2 separate regions of the Homo sapiens genome follow, and region 2 is linked to region 1. Evidence: read pairs that join two places in POLR2A ChIA-PET (ENCODE). Cell type or tissue: PC-9. All regions are shown on one strand. Each heading gives the region's core, and the rest is flanking DNA. Links, peaks and the distances in the headings are about the cores only.

What was found. ChIA-PET counts read pairs that join two places held together with the same protein. Peaks named below come from ENCODE experiments on the same cell type or tissue, not always from the same donor. Only the 100,000 strongest peaks of a DNase experiment are listed, where the experiment ranks them.
Region 2: POLR2A ChIA-PET joins it to region 1 with 9 read pairs; 2 of 35 experiments call an interaction of 5 or more read pairs at or near these places.

The regions. Positions count from the first base shown.
Region 1 is chr15:36,353,896-36,361,049 of GRCh38, reverse strand. The region is part of intron 1 of LOC105370767 (a long non-coding RNA gene); the gene reads left to right. Among named protein-coding and RNA genes, the nearest start is that of CDIN1, 220 kb to the left of the region's middle. In PC-9, for the core only: no CTCF peak of the experiment used is centred there; no DNase peak of the experiment used is centred there.
Region 2 is chr15:35,724,237-35,731,390 of GRCh38, reverse strand. The region is part of intron 2 of DPH6-DT (DPH6 divergent transcript); the gene reads right to left. Among named protein-coding and RNA genes, the nearest start is that of DPH6-DT, 180 kb to the right of the region's middle. In PC-9, for the core only: no CTCF peak of the experiment used is centred there; a DNase peak (open chromatin) is centred at 3,010; H3K27ac peaks cover 1,333 bases.

The sequences.
Region 1 (7,154 bases), core at 1,085-6,084:
TATGGCTTACTAAGAATGCTATTGGATGATGTGATATTTAAAATGTCTATATAATATTAATATTTTCACAAATATATGCAATACATATATTCAAAAGCCTATTTTATTTTTTTCTTTTGTTAAAAATAACACTTTTTGGTCAGATATTTAAAACAATCCAAACTATTTCATAAATATTCTGCAGAAAAGCAGTGTGAGTTCAGAACTGTAGTTTGTATTGAGACAGTATAGTGGAATACACCTTGTTACGTTTTGTGAAGAAATTCCTAAACACATTAGCATGGAAGTAATAATATGAATATTTTTCTTATTTTCTGAGAACACTTCATGTCATTCTTTTTATGTCTCATCATTTTATTTTTCACCATCCTCAATTGCTCTTGCTAACAGCCAAATTGGAAGACAACATTAGTTTCTATCTCAAAATCTTAGAGATGAAGAGGAAAGGTAAATTTGTACTCCTTTACCAATTTTAGATTTGAGATCAGCACAGTTTTATATTTGTATACCAAATATATATAAAACGATATTTCTCCCGAGGTTCAGTTCGAATCAGTTCATCTCTCTCCCTCCATTCCCCCCAGCAGATCATGTGTTAGGGTCTATAGAATGGCACAGAGGGAAATTATTTATGCTCTACCCTCTCAAATCGTGGAGAGGGACCACCAGTAACATATGCCCTTAAGCAGGCTGATGCTTAGGAAAAGGATAGACTGTTACATGAGAATTTCACAGAAACAGTGAAACTAAAAATGAGGGCCTAAGTGCAAAGAGCATCGAATTTTTATCCATTGAGAAGTGGTTAAAAATTTTTTTGAGTTGGTACAGTGTGTCTTGCATAAAATTTGCCACTCTGCCTCGGCTAGGCAGGATGATGAAGCTATATTTCATAAACAAATAAATGGTTATCAACAGGAGATTTCTAATGCTAATTAATTTAATTTCCTGCATCCAGGTGCCTTCTAGAAACTTTATTCATTATTATTAGGTATATCTAGTTAACACCAGTTTAATTATTTTCTGATTCTTAGCCTTGCCAAATGTAGTTTTTCCAATTTCAGTACTTTCAAAGAACATAACTCCTGAAGTTAAAAAGGAATTCCTATCTGGTGCAGAACAGCTATAATGGTACAGAAGCTGTTGAGCACTAAATCAAAATGAACTATTTCAATTAAGCACTAGGAGGGTTTTTGGTGGAGATGAGTTTGAACTAGATAAGCACTCACAGGATTCATTTGAAGGCTTAGAGATAATGCTGTGCTGGATTAGTCTTAGTCTTCACAAAGAGGAACCTCAGAGGGTCACTAAAGTCTTCTATCAATGTCTGTATTTTTGCCTCTGTGTACCAAGTGCACCCAAGTCCATTCATTGCCAGCTGATGAGAGTCTGCAGGCCTGTTTGCTATTTCGGCTAATCAGGGAACAGTTCACAAAAACTCAGTTCTTCTTCTAAGTTTCTGGCCTCTCCTTCTGCTGTTGTGGAGACAGTTTTTGCTGTGATGAGGTAGGTGAGATTTAGGTCTATCCTAAATGATGCGTAAACCATGCAACCCTGACTGCTGTTAACCACCATTTGCCTTTGCTGGGCTCAAGCCAGCTTTTCTTTGGCATAGCTGATTTTGCTCGTGGTGAAATGTGCCAGGGGCATCACTGATCAAAAAAGGAAGTTGGCCCTTATCTTCGGCTATAAAGTTGCCCAAAAGGAACCTTTGAGCAGAATTCTCATGCTTGATTTTTTTTTTTTAATAGTTGTTTCCCAGCCCAACTCAGGGAAATTTCCCAAGGACCATCACGTTTTACTTTGGTAGCATCCCTAGGATTCTCTTTACCTCCCTTTGTTCCAGCAGTGTTGTGGTCCATCTTCACATCCTTAAATGCTTTGCTTTCAATGCATTGGTTTTCTATATAAGTATTAGATTCTAAATTCAGGTGTTATGGAGCCAAACTACTAGCAATCTCTGAAAGCTTCTCATTCTTACTTCCCAGAGTTTCGTTGTGTTCTTAGCTGTTGTATTAACAATTCAACTCTCCAGATAATCTCCCTATGGCATATGCAACATGGGCATTTGGAATACAGTCTTATATCTTTATGAGAGACACAACTAATTTTTACACATATACCAATATAAGCATTTCTTTAAAAAGTTCCCAACAAAGAACACAAATAAACTAACCATTGCTAAGAATTATTTTGGGGGGTGGAGGTGGCCTTTATCTGGTGAAATTCCAGTGGGCAGAGAGCTTGAGCCTGGTGGTTAATTTTATATCAGATTTCAGCCAGCCGGCAGTTACTCTTGTCTGCCGGTAGACTACTTTCTCTGTCACTTGGTATTAGATGTATTACACACCAAGCAGTAATTATCTTTGACACATAATTATTATGGTTTTGATGACAAGAAAGTCTTTTCTTTCAGTGCTTTCATAACATATATTCCTGAAAGTCCAGGCTTGCAAAATGCAGCTAAAAATTAAAAGCACTTGGATTCAGATTGAATTTGAGGAGAGGGAATAAAAGAAAAGAATTTCTTGCACATGGAGGAGAACAGTTTGAGAAGAGCAGAAAAAAAAAAGAAAAGGTATAGACTATTTGAAAGTTTCCCAGATGACCTCATCTAAGTAGGTTGCTGAACAGGAATAAAATCTTCGAGGGTCATTAATGCATTGGGGAAAAGCTGCCTGGATGCAGCCATGTCACTTACTCAGCAGGAAAAGGGTGCCTTTAAAATAATAAACTGATGAAGGCTTGGATTTAAAGAGAGAGGAGAGAAAAGAAGGAGGCTCCCGGCAAGGCCACAGAAACCACACAAATGAGTTTCTAATCTTGCCACATGGGCATTTTCCAGCTTTGAGCTCTGAGTCAACCTCAGCTGCAGGCCTGGATGAGCAGTTTAACAATCCTTGCCCCTAAAGACAGATTTTTTTTAAAATAAATGATCAGAATCAGACATCTTGAGTTTCTTGAGCCTGGGGGCTCTGTGGTATTTAAACAGGCAAGTGTCTGGTGCCCCTCAAGCTGTGCCTATGGCTGTGTTCTTATAAGTCCTGGTCACCAAGCTGTGGCTGCAGAGCTTGGTATAGGCTCACTTGGACAAGTCCCTGAAACTTATGTTTAGGAGCATCTGGGGACAGTGGGAGGTTGTGAAGAGGGTGAATAGGGTGGAGACTAGGGGAGAATGGGGTGGGTTGGAGACACTTGCTGAAGACTAGCATTATAATACGTGGATGTAATAATTTAACTCTAGGAAGTTGATGTTATCCAGCATCTGATTAGCCCAAGAGGAAATCTACTGGGTTGGGTGATGACAATTGGGCTGTGACCAAAGCTGGTTTCCTTTTCTCCATTTAGAAGTAAAAAATGTGGACACCAGGGAGTCCCTTATATTCCCAAGGGTGCTACCTCTCCTCATAGACTTCTCAGCTCAAACTCAAATAATAATAATCAAGCAAACATACTTGAATGCAGCTCTAATTTTAGTTCATTTTATTATTTAGAGATGGAGAGTGGAGGAGGGGAGGAGGTGGAGGCTGCCATCTATGACTAACGCTGTCTCGCAAGCTCTTAAGCCATATTTAGTAACGTGGAGTATAAAAATAAGCTTTTGGTTCAATTTTTTTTAAGTTGACTTCTGTTTCCTTTCTTCTGTTCCCTCTCCCAAAGACGGATTTAACTAATTACACTTTCAGCTGAATGCTGATAGACATGTATTTATTATCGGTGCTGTAAGCCCTGGAATTCTTTCTTCCCTCTGTGAGGCCACAGACATATATATTAAACTCCAGTCTCTGTGAGCTGTCAGAGTTATGGTCCAGCCAGAGCAGTGCAATATGATAAAGTTTTCAGGCCCTGTTTAGTTAAGACTGAAGATCTGGTACCCAGCCAATATCCACCACTCAGGGCTCTTTTCACAGTCCAAAATGATTTGGCTTAAACGTTTCCAACTGTGATGAGGTCCCATTTCAGTGATTATGCAGTCATTCACTTTTCCACATCAACATCAAAGTCATTAACAGCCGAGTATTATTGCGTTGGCTGGAATTCAGTTAAGAACTAGAGGGAAGTTGCCCTTTATTAAGATAAATCATTGCCTTGGTTATGTCACCCATGAAATAATCAATTTACTGTGTTGGTTAATTTCCTTCCTCTTTGATCTGTGAATTAAATTCAACAGATCATTGTTTCACACAACTACCACTCAAAAGATGTTTCAAGGGAAAAATGCATACATATGTTCTGATTGCTGCAGTCTTACAAGTATGATAAACAACACAGCAACACTAAGGGCTCAGTCCATTCTATCATTTATTTCCACAGTTATCTTATCTTCCCAATGCTCCAAGGGCAGTGTAACACCCTGATCGAGCTGGGCGATCCTCTCTCGGAATTCCTAAAGTGTTCTGCTAAGAAATAAAATGTTAAGCAGAGCTAACCTTAATGCTTTTGGGATCATAAACTTGTACCAAATCCAATGTAGGATATTCTTGTCTGGAATTTAGGATGAATAAGCCGTGATCTTTACAGGGATATTCACTTATAAATGTGAGGCATCCTTTAGAAGAATCTCTCTCATAAATACAAGGCATTCTTTGCTCCATAATTCATGGTTTCTTATGGGGAAAAGAAGTTGAGTGGGATGTTTTATTTTTCCTTGCTTTGGTGATTCCTCTGATAAATATTCTTGCGCTTGGATGATTTAAAAATATATATTTTATAATGAAATATTTCAAACATGTAGACAACTATAGAGAATAATATAATAAAAATCCATGGACCCATAACACAATTTTATCAAATCTTAACATTGCACTTTAGGGGTCTGTGTGTGTGTGTGTGTGTGTGTGTGTGTGTGTATGTGTGCTTTAAGAAAATAAATCTCATAGATATAGTTGAGGATTACTATGTATTCCTTTTCTATCCTTATTTGTTCTCTGTCTCCTCAAAGGAAATGGTTATCATGAGTTCATGCATATAAATGTTTTCTGATTGTTTTTGACTACATACTTTTATGACTATGAACAACATATATGCTATTTTACAGGTTTTTTTAACCTTTTGAAAATGATATTACACCCTATGCATTCTTTTGTATCTTGTTTGTTTCATATACATTATATGTTTGGGATTTACCAGTGGTAACACAGGTAGATCTAAGCCACAGTCATTTTAACTGGAACACAGTATTTAATTGTATAAGTATATGTAAATCTTAGCGATGTGTCTTTGTGCACAGGTATGTGCTTTTTTCTCCTAGGGCACATACCAAAAAAACAAAAAAAGGGGGTGTGTAGATTTTTGGGTCATCAGAAATGCACATCTTCAACTTTACTAGACATTGCCAAATTGCCAATTTATACTCCCACCACTAGTAAATGTGAATCCTAATTTCTCCAAACCTTCTGTACTAGAATGATTAAGAATAATTTTCTTTTTGGAAATTTGACTTAAGCATCTCTTCTCTGGCTTCCATGTGCTCAGTCTACATACTGAAAATAAAGTGGAAAATTGTAGCCATCATCATTCTAATGGAGGTGGAAACTGCCTAGATAATTATCTCTTAGCTCTGTTAACCTTGACTTTGTAGATCTGGCTAAAGAGATACCTGTCGTCAAAATAATAGAAAAGGTTAGGCTATGGTTTGAAAAATTTGGCTAGCTCTTCCTAGTCAGCTGGGGTGGAGACATCTGACAATTTCCCAGATACTTCAGGCCCCAAGCAACACTTTCTCAAACTGTTCACAACAAACACAGGGCTGAAATCTTAATCTCTTCAATCTCAATTTGCGTAGATATGACCAAACTACTGCAAAAAAAAAATTTTTAAGTCTCTTGAGTCATAAAAATTAAATAGCATTTATTTGGTACTTAAGAGAATATTGAGCGTGGTGACCACTATTATCTTGTACTTAGGTTAACACGAGACACTGCATCTAAGAATTTATAATAGAAAAAGTAAAACCAATATTAACTGAAATTAGTAGGATCAAACCTAAACATGCATAGGAAACGATACCACCAACTGTGGTTAAGCCCAACTTCAAAATGCTGGTCTTCCCAAACAAGGTGACACGAACTCCATCTGAGAGACACAGAAGAGGATTCAGAACTATGTCTTCAGCCAGACTGAATCAAGGTTACTCCCCAAGCAAGAGGGAATAGGGCCTGGCATCAGAATCCATTCTACATTTTGTATATTTAGTTATATGTAAGTATGCATATTGTATAGAACAGTCTAAAAATTATGTATTGACATGATTATTTTACTTTACTCTTTTGCAGATCAGGGACTGGAAATTTTCCCATGTCACTTTTGCTATTTCTAGGTGGACGTTAGGCATCAAATCAAATGTGTGTTTTGTTTTTTTTTTTTGAGACCGAGTCTTGCTCTGTCGCCCAGGCTGGAGTGCACTGGCGCCATCTCGGCTCACTGCAAGCTCCGCCTCCCGGGTTCACGCCATTCTCCTGCTTCAGCCTCCCGAGTAGCTGGGACTACAGGCGCCCACCACCACGCCCAGCTACTTTTTTTGTATTTTTAGTAGAGACGGGGTTTCACCGTGTTAGCGAGGATGGTCTTGATTTCCTGACCTCGTGATCCCCCGGCCTCGGCCTCCCAAAGTGCTGGGATTACAGGCGTGAGCCACCGCACCCGGCAAATCAAATGTGTTATAGTGGATCCTATTTCTATTTCAGGGAGAGAGTGGCTGTGTTCACTATTCTCAATTTGCTCAATTCATTCCCCACCTACTTTTGCTGCTCTGGAATGTAGCACCCAAAGTCTTCTTCTGTCCTCTGGCTTCTGGTTGGGTTTTGCGAGTAAGAAGCACCCATAAGAGACTGGAGGGTGGAGAGATAGGTAGGGTCTTTATTCCTTCCCCGCTTGCTTCCTTAGAACACTCACCAAGGAACAAATTATTTAAAACATTTCCCAAATTCACGGTGGGAACATGAATTCTGGATTGGTAAAATACAAGATCACTGGAAGAAGTTAGGTCTTAAATAATTGTACCTTTTATTATTATTATTATTATTATTTGAGATGGAGTTTCGCTCTTGTTGTCCAGGCTGGAGTGCAGTGGCGCGATCTGGGCTCACTGCAATCTCCGCCTCCCGGGTTCAAGAGATTCTCCCACCTCAGCCTCCTGGATATCTGGGATTACAGGT
Region 2 (7,154 bases), core at 773-5,772, 630 kb after region 1:
TGTTTTTAAAGTAATTTTCTTACTAATAGTTATTAATACACAATTTATAATGTTGACTGTCATTTCTAATTCTACTTATCAATTACCAGTGTAATTATATTTTGAGTTTAGCTTTGATACTAACTGCAACAGCATGGTAAAAATTTTGAATAAGAAAAAGTTGAATGAATACAAGCATGGGCACATAAGCTAAACTAAATTCAACTTCATCATCCCATATAGAAAATGTAGCTTTAATAAAAGAATATTTAGTATATAACACTTAAAGTTATAAGAAAACATGTTGAATATGAATTACTAATTAACAAGTTATAAAAACATATATTTTAGCTGCTGTGTAATGCAGCGTGAAAGCTCCTCAAAAAGTTAAACATAGAGTTACCACATGATTATACTTCTAGGTGTAATTAAACTTCAAGGTACATACCCAAGAGAATTGATAACTGGCATTCAAACAAACACTTGTACATGAATGTTCATAGCAGTATTATTCACAGTAGCCGAAAAGTGGGAAAAACCCAAATGTCCATCAACTGACGAATGAATAAATCCAGTGTGATGTACCCATACAATGGAATATTATTTAGCCATAAAAAGAATGAAATACTGATACATGCTACAGCATGGATGAACCTTTAAAATGTTATGTTAAACGAAAGAAGCTGGACACAAAAGGCCACATTTACTATGATTCCATTTACATGAATTGTCCAGAATAGGCAAATCCATAGAGACAGGAAATAGACTAGTGTTTGCCAGGGGCTGGGAAGAGGGGACAATAGGGATTGACTGTTAATGGGTATAGCGTTTTTTAGAGAGATAATGAATATGTTTTAGAATTCGGTAGTGATAATGGTTACATACCTGTGTGAATATCCTAAAAACAACTGAACTGTACACTTCTAAAGCGGGAATTTTATGGTCTGTGAATTATATCTCAACTTAAAAATCATATGAGAATAAAGTTTTTTCAGACAAGGAAAATTTGGATAGAACATCACCAATGCACATGATAATAGATAACTTGATTCTGTGCATCATATTTTATCAAAAAATGGCCTGAATGCAATGAATAATCTGTGCATATAGAAGCATCCCCTCACAGATATTCACCATGCATAAATAATACTTCCAGGGAAAAGTGGGAGCCACATTTTAAAGCACTGGGAGGAATCCAGAGAAAGAGAATGCCACACTGGGCTTCAAGTAGGCACAGAAAAAAATAGTATTTTACTTTGGAAACATTTTTGGGGCTTTGAATCTGTAATCACCAGAAGACAGCTAAAGTAGAAGTAGGAACTTAGAACAGCTTGTGGAAATGAACTGAAGTATCCATACAAATTTTGATACTAGTTTAGTGCTAACCACTCAGCTGAGTCCCAGTAGCCATGACATTTGTGTGACCTATTTGTGTCCCTTGTGTTAGTTCTAACGCCAGCCTTTCCCCAAAATTTTCTGTACCACAAAATATTCAAGAGAAAAAAGAAAATGAATTTTCAACCAATGATGCAAGTGAACGCTGTTGGGATTTTTCCAGTAGCTGCTAGAACATTGCACCTTTTCAGTACAGTGTCTTGATAATGCCAATACTCATTTTGTGCCTTCTCTAGTCAGAGCCTTCTATCTCCAAGACTGCCTCAGAGAATGAGATCCCAATTCCTTAGAGTAGGCGTGTGATTTGTTGAAATTTATCTGTAGTCCCAGGCAATGTCAGTATACCAAAATGGATGCATTTAGTGTTGAGTACCTTACTATCAATTTCCCTTTCGAGCACTGGAATGTGATAAAGCATTAGAGCTTTACTCTTTGGAGTGAAATGTAATGCTGCATGGGCTGCAAAAAATAGATTGGAGAGAGCTTCTTGCAGCCATTTGTCCCAGTAATTGACCAATAGAGAACAATAAAGCAGTATTCCTCAATACCAATATCCTATTGGAAGCATCTTGCCCTTCCTCTTACACATCTTATAAATTGGAATGCTAGTAGGACAAGCACACTTCTCCATTAAATGGATAAATTTGACCCCTTCGACATGAACAACAGCAGCACAGCACCTACAAACAACAATGAAGAGATCCATTTCCATTGCTTCCCAGAACTTGTGGGCCTCTTTAAGGGCAAAAGTAATCTTTTCACGTTCTATCTTGAGGCAGTGACCAGATTGGCTCTGAAGCTGGTGCCTACATTCGTCACATTCTGGCAGTAGACATCTCCAGCTAACTTTCTTTCCAAGTAACTCCTAAACTTTATAAAATTAAATAATCTGATGAAAAACGTCAGAAGGTATAACCACAGAAAGAATATCATGGCCAACAGAGAAGTGACAATTTCGCCAAAAATTGCTCCTTGCATGTTAAAAATGCATCACGCACATCTGCAATAAGAAGGGATCCTGTTCCCCTGAAAAGCGTAATCTCATAACACATCATTTAATGTGAAAGATCACCTAACAGCCTACTCATTTTTGACCTAACCTAGTGCTCTGTTGGAATAGTTATATGGAAGAAAAAAAGCATGCTTTTTCCAGGTAACAGTCTAGTAGGTTTTCCCGGCTCAATTCCTCTTTTTCTCTGCTATCTCTGGCCCCAGCATGTGATTTTTTTTTTTAAAGCATTGCAAAATGTCAATACACAAACAAAGGAGACCAGAAGCAACCCCCTGCTTATCACAGAATCTTGTTTTATAAACTGAGAAACACTGACATGTAATGAAACCTTATTCCTTTTTTTCCCCTCCTCTTTGTAAATGATTTGCTTCCCCCTCCTTCTTCATGTATAAATAAACAGAAAAGTGTCTGTATATTTGGTGTTTTTTCTCCTTTGGTCTTCATAATCAAGGGCTATTACAGCAATAGATCTTATCTGTGGAATGGCAGTCCCTCTGCACCTTCGGTTCAGGTTTTTGTTTATGCTTGGCTGCCATTGTGGCTGTTCCTGATAGTTTTAGGTCAGCCATGACAGACTATGGGTGACACTAAATAAACAAGCTGGGAGTCTGGGACCAGCCAGGAAGGAGTGGTACTAGGGCTCACAGTTTGATTTTCCTTGATTAATCACCCCTTTTATTTAGAAGAACTTATTGTGTACAGTACCTGCTTGTCTGGCTAAGCAAATTACACCATCAACCAGCAGGGACTTAGAAATCCTCATAAACAAAGAGAAACAAGGAAGACAGGTACAGCTTACTCAACTGCAAAGTGAAGCTGCAGCATGATCAGGGCTGTTTATTTATTTTCAAATAGTGTATAGCTCTTTCTTCTGCTGCTTGTTATCCTGCTCTGACCTAAGTAACCTTGTCAAGCCACCTCCCAGGTTGCCCAGATCGCCACAACCAGCAGACTAATCATTCTGAATGATAAGAAGGAGCATGAGTTTTTTAGTGATCAGTGTGTCAGTATCTATCTTGGCTCCCCAGAATCACTCTTCGTGTGTGTATGTGTGTGTGTGTGTGTGTGTGTGTGCGCGCGCGTGTTACAGCTACTAGGTTTAGAGAGGAGGCTGCCGAATGGCGCCATGCTTTATTGTATTTTCTGCTCTGCAACTCAGTTCAGAATCATCCCCTGTGTTTCTACTGTAGAGCAAGCACTACAGCACTCACTGTAAAATCATCATTATCCATTAATTTCCTCAAATTGGGCTCATGAATTAAGCAAAGATTTGTGACTTGCATAGCCGGCTATAACCACCTGGGAAGAAAACAATTTACTCCTCAAACTATGCATAGTGTAAAGACATGACTGTCAGGAATATTGAGAATCTTCGATTCACATTCAGCAGGTTAACTAACACAACGTCCTGAGAGTTGTCCACATTGCAATAACAAAGGTAAGTATAATAATAAAATTCAGAAAAGTCCCAAATAATTCAATTAGAAAAACAACTACTACCAAAAGCTATGAACAGAGAGTTCATGGACAAATATGAATATAGACCTTTACCAGTCATTAAAGAGGAATAAATATCAACATTATCAAAATATAATTTTTCACCTATCAAAAATGCAGCATTTAAAAATCACGGGTGTTACTCTGTACTGGTGAAATTATGGTGATTTGGGTTTTCTTATACTCTCCTGCTGCCAATGAGAAAATACATTGACATGATCTTTCTGGAAAGTTAAAATTCCTGTGGCCACCGTCATATTCTAAGGCAGTTCTTAAACTTTAATGTGTATTAGAATCACCTGGGGATCTTTTTAGAAACTCATGTTCTGATTGAATAAGTAAGTCCAGGTGGGGACTGAGTCTTTATTTCCAACAAGCTTAAAGGCAGTGGGAATGCTGCAGGTTCAGAAACCACATTTAAATTAAAAGTACTAGGAGGCTCCCCAGCAGTTTCCCCAAAAGGGCTTGTACTATGGAAGTGGATGTGGAAGGCAGGCAACAGCACACAAGTGGCGACCAGGGTATAAGACAGTGAGAGAAAAGGATGACCCAAAGTACAGCCGATGCTTTAAGCCTAGAGCTTTCTTAAGAAGTTGGTGAGTTCTATTTTGGATGTGATATTTGGAAGAAACCAGTGGTGTAATCTTAAGGATATTTGTAAAAGGCAGGGGGACATGCACGTATAGAGCATCAAAGAATGTTTAGAGTAGAGGCATATTAGGTTGAACCATATGAAACTGCCAAGAGTCAACCACTTTTAACCTACAAAGATGGCCATTTCATATGGTTCAACCTGTTAAATTTGAAGATTGGTTTAATGGAGATGATAATTGGACATACGAAGGTACATGAGACTAGCAAAGCTAAGCATGAAGACTGAGGTTGGGAAATGTCCACTTTTAGGGAATAAGCAGAGAAGGTGAAATAAAGGAGTCTGTGTTGGTTTGTTAGGATTGCCGTAATGAAGTACCGCAGACTGGGTAGATTATAATAAAAATCTATTTCTCACAGTTCTGGAGGCTGCAAGTCGGAGATCAAGGTGTCAGCAGAGACAGTTTCTTCTGAGGCCTCTGTCCTTGGCATGTAGATGGCTGTCTTCTCCCTGTGTCTTCATGTGGTCTTCCTTCTCTACATGTCTATGCCCTAATTTCCCCTTCTTATAATGACACCAGCAATATTGCATTAGGGCCCACTCTGATAACCTCATTTTAATTGAATTCCTCTTTAAAGACCTGATCTCCAAATGTAATCACATTCTGAAGTACTGTGGGTTAGGACTTCAATATATGATTTTGTGGGGGCAACACAATTCAGCCCATAACAGAGACCAATAGGGAATTTTTAAAAAGATAGGAAGAGCCAGCATTGCATTCTCAGAGTCTGGAAGAAACAGTCTCAGCAGTGAGCCCCATAAACAAGAATGCAATGTGAAGGTGATAGATGAGTTGTTGGAAGGGGCCAATGGACTCAAGATTTGAAGGTCTTTGCTGACATTTGGAAAAGCAGTTTGAGCGATAAAATTGGCTGTGGACTCAGTCAGAATAGGAAGGGAAAAGCAGTTTGAGTGATAAAATTGGCTGTGGACTCAGAATAGGAAGGGAAAGAGGTGAAGACATCATAAGAATATTAAAGAGGCCAATTGGACCAAATAAAACAAACATAAATGTATGGCAGTCCTGGGTCCAGCCCCAGTACGAACTGAGAAACTTCATTTCTCTTCCATTGAGTGACTTCTTCACTTCCCTAGAAAGAAGCCCAAATTTCATTACCTTAAACAATGTGTAGTCCTATTTCCTGTCGCCACGTCTATACTACCGTTCCTGGTGCCTTTAGGATAGAGTATACATTGTGAGTATACACAGTGAATCATTGACAATTCACCCCTCTCTGGTAGATGGAGTTTACTAAGAACTAACTTCAGAGAGAGGAAGGAAAATGGCTCTCTTTTATCTCAAAACATATCTGGGAATGAAAGTTAGCAGTGAGTCATTCAAATAAGTTATGATTATATGACTGTCCTAATCTGTTTGCATGGCCATAACAAAATACCATAGATGGGGTGACTTAAACAACAGACATTTATTTCTCACAGTTCTGGAAGTCTGTAATCAGGATGCTGGCATAGCTAAGTTCTTGTTAAAGATACTCTTTCTGGGCCGGTGCGGTGGCTCACGCCTGTAATCCCAGCACTTTGGGAGGCCAAGTCGGGTGGATCACAAGGTCAGGAAATCAAGACCATCCCGGCTAACACGGTAAAACCCCATCTCTACTAAAAATACAAAAAATTAGCCGGGTGTGGTGGTGGGCGCCTGTAGTCCCAGCTGCTCGGGAGGCTGAGGCAGGAGAATGGCGTGAACCTGGGAGGTGGAGCTTGCAGTGAGCCCAGATGGCACCACTGCACTCCAGCCTGGGCGACAGAGTGAGACTCTGTCTAAAAAAAAAAAAAAAAAAAAAAAAGAAGATACTCTTTCTGATTTGCAGGTGGCCATTTTCTCCTTGTGGCCTCACATGGCAGAGAACAGAAAAGGAAGCAAGCTCTCTAGTGTCTCTTCTTATAAGGTAACTAATCCCATTCATGAGGGTTCCACCCTCATGACCTAATAACCTCCTAAAGGCCTCACCTCCTGATGCCACCACACTGGGGGGTTAGGTCTTAACATATGAATTTTAGGGAGACACAAACATTCATTCTACAGCAGTGACATCATTTACATAACAGCACATGCCACACCCCACTCTGGCAGAGAAGATGCAGTTTTTATTTTTTATAGAAGTTTTATCTGTCCTCATGATCTTCATACCAGTAGATATCATGGAAAAGGAAGTAAACTTAATCCAAATAAAAATATTTTAGTTTAAACATTCAGCTCACTGATAATTCACTCTCCATCAGGATTGTCTTAAGTATTCTCTTTTGGAAATTTAGCCACTTGCAGATTTTGATACCCTTTCCCTTCTCTTATCAAAATGATATTTGGGTGTATGTTGGAGGCAGGGGCTTATCAGGTCTTTGTGGCAGGGGATGGAAGGAGCCCTCAGACCTGACAGTGACTCTAGCTTCTCTGATCTCTGCTATCATGTCTCCTTCTCACCTGGTTGCTACTTTCTCTGAAGGCATTTAGGTCTGAAGTCAGTAGCTGGTGTATGGCTCATTGATGAGTTAATGTATGGCTCATTCCCACTTGACTGTGGCCTGGAGGTGACCCCGATTCACCTTGACCCTTAATGTTGACTTGACACAGGTGTCCCGCACTTAACCGCTGCTTTGGTT